Linked DNA regions of Homo sapiens: region 1 is linked to region 2. Evidence: read pairs that join two places in POLR2A ChIA-PET (ENCODE). Cell type or tissue: CD4-positive, alpha-beta T cell. All regions are shown on one strand.

What was found. Peaks named below come from ENCODE experiments on the same cell type or tissue, not always from the same donor. Only the 100,000 strongest peaks of a DNase experiment are listed, where the experiment ranks them.
Region 1: POLR2A ChIA-PET joins it to region 2 with 5 read pairs; 2 of 35 experiments call an interaction of 5 or more read pairs at or near these places.

The regions. Positions count from the first base shown.
Region 1 is chr12:112,914,482-112,919,481 of GRCh38, reverse strand. It overlaps OAS1 (2'-5'-oligoadenylate synthetase 1), which reads right to left. Exons shown (of 6, transcript NM_016816.4): 4 at 2,744-2,973; 5 at 1,782-1,935; 6 at 1-93. Among named protein-coding and RNA genes, the nearest start is that of OAS1, 10 kb to the right of the region's middle. In CD4-positive, alpha-beta T cell, no CTCF peak of the experiment used is centred here; no DNase peak of the experiment used is centred here.
Region 2 is chr12:113,230,479-113,235,478 of GRCh38, reverse strand. All of the region lies in intron 2 of TPCN1 (two pore segment channel 1), which reads right to left. Among named protein-coding and RNA genes, the nearest start is that of TPCN1, 12 kb to the right of the region's middle. RefSeq lists a cis regulatory region at 2,095 and enhancers at 2,011-2,180, 2,103-2,242, 2,263-2,372, 3,441-3,991. In CD4-positive, alpha-beta T cell, a CTCF peak has its summit at 1,970; a DNase peak (open chromatin) is centred at 2,068; H3K4me3 peaks cover 827 bases; H3K27ac peaks cover 440 bases.

The DNA of each region.
Region 1 (5,000 bases), 320 kb after region 2:
AGAGAAATGAGGGTACTCATGTGTTCCAATGTAACCATATTTCTGATACCTCCTGGGATCGTCGGTCTCATCGTCTGCACTGTTGCTTTCAGCCTGAAAGGGTGAGACACATGATCACATCAGGGAGTCTTCCTGCATTGCAGCTGGATTCAGTGAGCATTTACGGTAGACACTGTGACATGCCATCTGGATCCCCCTTTGAGGAAGGACTAACAAGCCCCAGCTGCTGGGACAGTGGTCAGCAGACAGACTTCAGCCGTCAGCCCTTTTAGGGGTTGCCTCAGCTGCAGAGAGCCTTTTGCTCAAAGCCATGCCCTTTCCCAAGGTGCCCAAGCACAGTGAGTGATCCACGTAGGGGTATAGAAGCCTGGCCACCTCTGTCACCATGGGGCAGCTCTAAAGGCCATTCCAGCTCCAGGGCTGTCCTTGGAGTTGGCTGAAACTGGCATTCGCTCTGCATCCCTGTTCACTTCTCCCTATTCTCTTTCATGCTTCCTTCCTATCCTTTCTTCCCCCCTTTCCCTGAGTGCTGGTTCCAGTGGCTCTCCCCCAGAACATCCTGCATACTAAATTCCATCCTGGAGTCTGCTTCCTAGCCATCTGCAACATCATCAATCCCCTGGAATCAGACAGATTCCTGCTTGGAGGTGGAAAGATCCAAGACTGGGTCCTTTGCCCCTGTTTAGCTGTGTGACAACCCAAGTCACTCAGCTGCTCAGAGTCTCCCATTGGTCAGATGAGAGGTGGGGATGTGACAAGGCAGGCTGTTTAGCACAGTGACATGAGCACTGGCTTTAGAGTCCACTGAGCTTGAATTCCATTTCCACCACTTGTTAGCTGATGTCCTTGAGCAAGTGACCTCACCTCTCTGAGCCTTTGTCTCATCTGTAAGATGGGAATGATAGAAAACATGCCTCATGGGACTTTTCAAATAACTAAAAGTAGAATGTCCATTCAACCCAGCAATCCCACTACTCGGTATCTACCCAAAGGTAAAGAAATCATTCTATCAAAAGACACCGGCACTCGTATGTTTATCGCAGTACGATTCACAATAGCAAAGTCATGGAATCAACTTAAGTGCCCATCAGTGTGAACTGGATAAAGAAAGTGTGGTATATCTACACCATGGAGTATTATGCAGCCATAAGAAAGAATGAAATCATGGTTGCAGCTGGAGGCCATTATCCGAAGTGAATTAACCCAGAAACAGAAAATCAAATACTTAACATCTGCTAAAGATGGGAACAATAGACACTAGGGACTCCAACAGGGAGGAGGAAGGGAGAAAGGCAAAGGTTGAAAAAATTCTTTTTGGGTACTCTGTTCACTATTTGGGCGACAGGATCAATAGAGGCCCAAACCCCACCATTACACAATATAGCTGTGTAACAAATGGCACATGTGCCCTCTGAATCTAAAATAATAAAAAATTTTTAAAAATGCCTCATGGGATTGTTGTGACTATTTAATGAGAGAGTGCATATTAAAGGGCTTAGGACAGAACCTGAGCCCGAAGCAGACAGTCAATAAATGGTGTTAGAGATTATTTATTATTACTCTTAGGGGAATGAATTCTGGACAAGGGATGTGAAAATTCCAGAAACCCTCGATTGTGACCAAAATGACTGTAAAATATGGAGCACAGCCTGTCACTATATGAATATAAATGGCCTTTGGCAAGAGGTAAGTTCTTTGGAAAGAATGGTCTCCAGCTATATGTCTCAAGCTTCATGGAGAGGGGCAGGGATGAATGGCAGGGAGGAAGCAGGAGGTCTCACCAGCAGAATCCAGGAGCTCACTGGGGACCCATCCCAATTCTTAAAGCATGGGTAATTCAGCCAGGCCTCAGCCTCTTGTGCCAGCTGCCTCCAACCCTTTGGGTCTCCACCACCCAAGTTTCCTGTAGGGTCCGCCGGGTCCAGGATCACAGGCCTGCAGAGCAGCATTTAGAGAGGGACAGGTGAGAAGCTGGGGCTCTGTCTAGGGAGTCCAGATGCTCCTGGGAGAGCAAAATAGCAGCATGGGATGAACTGGGACTCAGAACATGAGGAAGGGCTCCCTGGGGTATGTCCCCAGTGCCCTATTCCCCAGCAGGCAGTGAGCATGAGGAGAAGGAGCCTTGCACTTGCACCTGACAGATGTGGGTTTGAATCCCACCTCTGCCCTTTATCAGTGATGTGCCCTTGGGTAGGTCACTTGAACTCTCTAAGCCTCAGGATTCTTATCTGTAAAATGGGAATAGTTCCACATACCTATCTCAAAGGCTATGCTGTGAGGATAGAAAAAGCCCAGTTATATGAAATGCTCAGCACAGCGACTAGAACATAACATACATATCAGTAATATTGCTAATAATTTTTACTATTATATTAGCATGTGTTAGTCTTACAACAAGCTTTCAATACCTGGGAGCAATTACTATCATTGTTGTTGCTGCTGTTCTTATTTCAGTTCAAACTGCAGCTATTTTACTCATTTTCTGTTAAGGGTTGGACAAGCTCCTTACCTCTCAGAACCTCAGTTTACTCACCTGTAAAATAATTGGCATAGTGCCTGCCTCACAGGGTTGGAGGTAGGTGTTTAAAACAGATGGCAGTAGTAAAATGCCCAGTACAATGATGGGCAACAGGAGATTCTCACTAAGTGGGGAGCCCTCCCACCTCCTCCATTTCCAAGGCACTGTACCTGTATCCAGGTGTTCATTTACATAGGGGAGCTAAGCCATGTGGGGATAGCATACCTGGGTTTCGTGAGCTGCCTTCTCAGGTACTTTTCAATAATGGGGTTTTTAAAGTCATAATACTTTGTCCAGTAGATGCAGAGTTGCTGGTAGTTTATGACTAATTCCAAGACCGTCCGAAATCCCTGGGCTGTGTTGAAATGTGTTTTCATGCTCCCTCGCTCCCAAGCATAGACCGTCAGGAGCTCCAGGGCATACTGAGGTGGCAGCTTCCCAAGCTTCTTCTTACACTGAGAAGAGGAAAAACAATCAGAAAAAAATTGGTTTGCTCAACTTTTGTGTAAACTACACTTCTCATGGGCCAAATCCAGCCTGCCACCTGTTTTTATAAAGTTTCCTTGGAACGAATCCAGGCTCATTCATTTATGTATAGTTTATGACTGCATTCATGCTACAAAGGCAGGGTTGAGTAGTTGCAACAGAGGCTGTGCAGTCCACAAAGTCTAAAATATTTACTATCTAGCCTTTTATTTTTTAAAAAAGTGTACTGGCCCCTTGTTAAGAGCGCTGGATTCTTATTGATGTGGGTTTGAATCCTGGCTTCACCATTGTCCAATTCTAAGTAGATGACTTAGACTCTCAGAGCCTCATGATTTTCATCTGCTAAGTGAGTGGTTGTAATAGCACCTATCTGATAAAGATACTACGAAAATTAACTGAGAAGAAGGACTTGTAATGTTCCTAAGAAATGCACAGAAGCAAATGAAATTCTTTCTGGAGGAATATACATAATCCAAAACCTCAAATTATTTCACACATAATTTTCAAATACAATGACCAGCACATATGTAACCAGGCACACAAGGAAACAAAACACTAAGAGTTATGACCAACAGAAAGAAGAGAAATAGTAATAAACCTACAAACTTTAAATGCTGAAAGACCGAACACAGACTTTAAAATAACTAGGAACTCTACAAGGAAAACTACAAAACATTGCTGAAAGAAAATCATAGATGACACAAACAAATGGAAACACATCCCATGCTCATGAATGGGTAGAATCAATATTGTGAAAATGACCATACTCCCAAAAACAATCTACAAATTCAATGCAATTCCCATCAAAATACCACCATCATTCTTCACAGAACTAGAAAAAACAATCCTAAAATTCATATGGCACCAAAAAAGAGCTCACATAGCCAAAGCAAGACTAAGTAAAAAGAACAAATCTGGAGGCATTACATTATCAGACTTCAAACTATACTGTAAGGCCATAGTCACCAAAACAACATGGTACTGGTATAAAAATAGTCACGTAGACAAATGGAACAGAATAGATAACCCAGAAATAAAGCCAAACACTTACAGCCAACTGATCTTTGACAAACCAAACAAAAACATAAAATGGGGAAAGGACACCCTATTCAACAAATGGTCCTAGGATAATTGGCAAGTTGCATGTAGAAGAATGAAACTGAATCCTTCTCTCTCCCCTTATACAAAATTCAACTCAAAATCGATCAAATACTTAAATCTAAGACCTGAAACCATAAAGATTCTAGAAGATAATATTGGAAAAACCCTCCTACACATTGGCTTAGGCAAAGACTTCATGACCAAGAACCCAAAAGCAAATGCAACAAAAACAAAGATAAATAGATGGGACTTAATTAAACTAAAAAGCTTCTGCAAAGCAAAAGAAATAATTAGCAGAGTTAACAGACAACCCACAGAATGGGAGAAAATCTTCACAATCTATACATCCAACTAATATCCAGAATCTACAAAGAACTCAAACGAATCAGCAAGAAAAAAAAAATCTCATCAAAAAGTGGGCTAAGGACATGAACAGAGAATTCTCAAATGAAGATATACAAATACCAACAAGCGGGGTGGGGGGAATTGGGGAGGGATAGCATTAGGAGATATACCTAATGCTAAATGACGGGTTAATGGGTGCAGCACACCAGCATGGCACATGTATACATATGTAACTAACCTGCACATTGTGCACATGTACCCTAAAACTTAAAGTATAATAATGAAAAAAAAAAAAAAAAAACAAATACCAACAAGCATATGGAAAAATGCTCAACATCCCTAATTATCAGGGAAATGCAAATCAAAACCACAATGTGATACCACCTCACTCCTGCAAGAATGGTCATAATAAAAAATCAAACAATAATAGATGTTGGTGTGGATGTGGTGAAAAGGGAACACTTTTACACCATTGGTGGGAATGTAAACTCATACAACCACTATGGAAAACAGTGTGGAGATTCCTTATAGAACTAAAAGTAGATCTACC
Region 2 (5,000 bases):
GCTCACTTGAATCTTTATTACACATTTCAAAGTCAAAGCTAACAACAATAAAAAAAGGTTACAGCCCAAATCAAATCACTTTTAAAAAACAGTAGCGGTCTAAAGTTGCATAGGATGAAGATAAGAACGGAGAATGTAGAATGAGCACTCCATAGACTCATGTGAACCATAACAAAGAAGGAAAGAATCACCAGGAAAGAATGATGCAGGGTTTCCTGGGAGATGCGCCCACCTGCTCTGGCTTCAAATCTCCCTTTGCCTGGCCTGGCTTGACACCTCCACCCTCCAGCCCCAGCTTTGATCCCAAAGCCAAATGAAATCTGGTCTTTCTTTGGGCAAAGCATTTAGTGGCAAAGAGGAGACTGCCTGACCTGTTCTGATTCCCACTGGAAGCCACTGGAAGAGGAAGATAACCTCAAGGGCCATGGAGAGTTTGTTGTTGGTTTTGTACTCTTTTCCTTAATTTGAAGTAGTCTGCTCTGAACAGAAAACAAAGGGTGAATCGGTATGTTCTACGTCAGAGAGAGCAGGGGCAGCCTACTGACCAGATTTCACTATACATTGAAGACATATATGAATTGGTTGCCACTATTTACAAATCAAAAGACTTTTGATTAAAAATATAGGTTCTAATTTCTTTTGAAAAACTGGCAAATGTGCTAGCAATCAGCCTGTGATCCTACACGACAATGATTAGCCAGAATAAATCACAGTTGTCCCTTCAGAGAGTGCACACTGGCCCCAGTATGCCCCTGGTCCGGCAGGCCCCAGGGTGGCCCAGCTCTCAAATTTTTTGCTACAATCTTGTACCTCCTCTGAGCCAGAGCCTCATGACTGGGGTAGGGAAAGAACTGCACTTTTTACAAGGAGATAAATATCTCCAACAAAAAGCAAACAAGGCGTAAAGGGTACCCGGTACAAAAGGCAACACAAGCACCAATGGTCCCAATTTAGTTATCTGGCTCAGTCCAGGGACTTCTACCAGGCAAGTCCTGATAAGGGGTCACCTGCCACTGGGAGTCAACAACCTCAGAGGATCACTGCCCTCAGCAAGCCCACCTGGCCTTGAGAGTCTAACCTCATGCCCCGCTCCAAACTGCTCCTCTTCATCCTTCCTTTCCCAGGCCCAAATCTTGGCTCCTGAGAACTCCCATTTTCCGCCCAAATTTTCTTGTTCTAACCACCATGATGGAAAAAGTAGCCAAATGTCTCTATGCAGAGGAAGAATCAGGAAAAGGCGTGCATGGGGGAAAAGCCTAGTTTCCACAGATGGTGACACTGTAGCTGTCCTTTGTGGTCTGGTGTTCACTTGCCCTGTCTCGGAGCTTCTCTGGGATGATCCAACACAGCTTCACCATGAAACGCCATCAGTTGTGCTATTTTTACAATATGAAAGGGAGCTCTAGGTATGGAACTCCATTTAGAATAATTGCCTTGGAGGAAATAAAAGTTTAATTTAAAAAAAGGATAAAGATAGAAACCAACTTCCTTTTGGGAAACAAAGAAATTCAGCCTAAAATGCTACCTCTTCCACAGAGCTCTACCTCACGGAGGGGGGCATACTAGGTAAGAGACTGGTTCTGGAGTCACTAGACATGGGTTCAAAGGAAGTCAAAGTGTCTTTGTGACCTTGGATAAGTTTCAACCTCTGAGAGCCTCCGTTTCCTCTTCTTTGAGATGATATTGAAAGTAACGGCCCCCCAAATCTGCTGGGAGGGAGGACCAAATGATAGCAGCACAAAAGTGCTTTGGATACCGCCTGACACACGGCGAGGGCTCAACACCCACAGGCCATGATTATGACTGCACATACCCTGACCCAGGCACATCCTCTCCCCAGGCATACCTGACTGCGGGGAGAAGGGTGACAGTCAGAGGATGTCCGAACCAGAGGATTCACTCTAGCCAAGGGCAAGAATGGAGAGCCACCCAGGGCTCCTGGAGCAGGAAGGCGGCGTGGGGGCTGTCTCAAGATTGACGTCACTCCAGGTTTGTTCCTGGGCTACCTTGCTGTCATTTGAAACCTCCCCGCAGAGGGCACTGCAACCTGATGCCCCCAGCGGCACGCTGCTGTGAGCCATCCAAGCCCTCCCATATTGCCTCCCCGATGGGGAAGCTGAGAAGTTCACGGTTCTGGCTCATGAAGCGCTCTCAGAGGAAACGTGAACTCAGCCCTCCCCCAGGCGAGTGGGGAGGAGAGTGGCAGGTGCTTCAGCCTGCACCCAGCTGCCACGACTGCCATTTAGAGCGGCAGCGTCTTGTGTGCGGGAAAGGGGGACGGGAAGAGATGGCATCTCATGGCAGGGGGCCTGAGGCAACAGACAGGATCCCCCCCATGAAGATGTGGAGGGCTGAGGAAGTGAAAGCTCCAAGGCTCGGCTGCAAGGCTCTCGCCCAGCATGCTGGATGCTTACTCATTTTAATTGGCACCACTGCTGGTCTGGTGACACCCGACGCTCTGCCTTGGTGAGGCCCTGAAAAAGCCAGGGGAATGACTCCAGCGGAGCCAAATGCCCAAGCTCGGTGGGAGCCTGTGAAAATCTAATTGCTGCTTGGTCTCCAGCTGCTACACGGAGGCGTCCCAGCTTGGCAGGGGCCACCTGCTGTGCCAGGAGTGAGGCAAGAAGGATCTGAATCGTGGCCTGGGTTCAGGACCTCTGCTCATGGAGGATATTCCAAGGAAGCCCAGTTTCTGCCATGATAATAATGCCTATGACCGGCTGAGCACTGACCATGTGATCACACACATGCTCTCACTCAATCCCCCATGACGACTCTACTGGTAGATGCCATCATGGTCACATTCTACAGATGAGCAGGCTGAGGCTTAGAGCAGCTAAGCACTATACTCAGCTCAACCACTCCACTCACCATGGTATCACAAGTGACAAAAGCTGTGCAAGCCCCTTGGGCTTCTTCACTCTTTGGCAAGTATGCTGGGGCCATCTGGTCAGAGGCAGAGCCACGGCACAGACATCAGTGATGGAGCGCACACCTCGGGGTGTATTCTTCTCTGGTGCCAGCCGGCGAGGATCTCTCCCAACTCCTCCTGGCTACGGCGGCCCTGCGGCCAACAGCTCTGGCCCACCTTGACTGAGCCTGGTGCCAACTCGCCCTGGCTGCATGAAGACCCTGAAAAGGGGACCAGGGTGCCACATGGGGGCCCCTGCCAGGGGGCAGGGATCCTCCACATTGCTGAGGCTGCACTGTGTCCTAGGGAACTCCAGATGATGTGCCAGGCATCGGCGTGAAGGAGGGAGAGGTCAGCTCTCTGCGCTGTGACCTTGGGCCTTAGCTGCAGGACCTGTCACCTGAAAACCATAAACAACCCGGCACCAAAGCAGAGACGGAGCATCCTGCTCAGACCTCAGCCAGCCCCCGCGAGCCCAATCCTTCCTTCACTCAGAAAAGGCACATGGTCCAGCCCATCTTAGGCAGCAGCTGGCTTTAAAGGCAGGGAGAAGGCAGAGCTGAGTGTGACCAGAGTTACCCTGGGAAATTCCTTGGACTGCCCACTACATTCAGACTCGTCCTGATTCCCTGAATGTGGTGGGTGAGACCACCGCCTGTCACGCGGTGTGGACTGTGGTCTGTCTCTACACTGCTCTAACAGTGGCCCCGCTGACTGTTTTCAAGGTTATTCCTAGTTTCCAGGCTTTAAATACCTCTGCTCATACCTGCCTCCTTTATCAACCTGACACCATGCTGCCTGTGAGTCATTCATTAGCACTGCAGCAGCCGCACTTAGAGCCCAAAGATGTCTGAGTCTTGGATTAAATCCACAATTGCCCATATAAGGAGAAAAACCCAAACCCTCCAGTTTCCTGCAGGGATAAGGCCCTCACATAGGGTTAAAGGTCACAGGCAGCACAGCCAGATTCCTCAGTCCCTGCCTCTGAAGAATGGGTAGGAGTGTGATGGCCTGAACTGTGTCCCCCTCAAATTCATAGGCTGAAGTCCTAACCCCCAGTAGCTCAGAATGTGACTGTCTTTGGAGAAAGGGCCTTTAAAGGTGATTAAGGTAAAACAAGGTCATATGGATGAGCCCTAATCCAATAGGACTGGTGTCCTTATCTGAAGAGGACAGACACACAGACTCAGGGACAATCATGTGGGGACACAGCAAGAAGATAACCATTTGCGAGCCAAGGAAAGAGGCTTCGCAAGAAACCAAACCTGCTGACACCTTGGTCTTGGACTTCCAGCCTCCAGACCTGTGAGAAATTAGATTTCTGTCATTTAAGCCACCAGTCCATGGTGTTTTGTTAGGGGTGCCCAACCAGACATGGAGCGTGGAGGTACAGTGCTGAGAAGGCCTCAGCGGCTGCTGGGCCAAAACAAAGGCCAGGCTTGATGGTGACTCAGCCTTAGAAAGCTTGCTTCGTTCCCAGTAGCCCATGCTCATGTCGTTGCCAACTCCGCGGATGGCCTGCATCTGCATTCTGCCAACTCCTTAGTACTTCAAAGGTTTACAGCAACCAAAGACAAAGGTCAGTGATGGCAGCCACCAGGACACTCAGCTGTGCTGAGAGCAATGGGACTCAAAGCAATGGTGAGGAGAGGCGGCAGGAGGGAGGCTGCCCACCTCTAACTCGGGCCCTTACACTGCCACTCCCATGGGCTGCGAGGCCCCAGAAATCCAAGTACGTTGATTCTGACCACTATTTGTTGAGTACCTGCATATTGTGGGCACTGAGCTATGTGATACAAAGACAAATGGATGGGCCAGGCATGGTGGCTCATGCCTGTAATCCCAGCGCTTCAGGAGGCCAAGGCGGATAGATCACTCGAGGTCAGGAATTTGAGATCAGCCTGGCCAACATGGTGAAAGAATGTGACTGTGTTTGGAGAAAGGGCCTTTAAAGGTGACTAAGATAAAACAAGGTCATATGGATGAGCTCTAATCCAATAGGACTGGTGTCTTTATCAGAAGAGGACAGACACACAGACTCAGGGACAATCACGTGGGGACACAGCAAAAAGGTAACCATTTGGGAGCC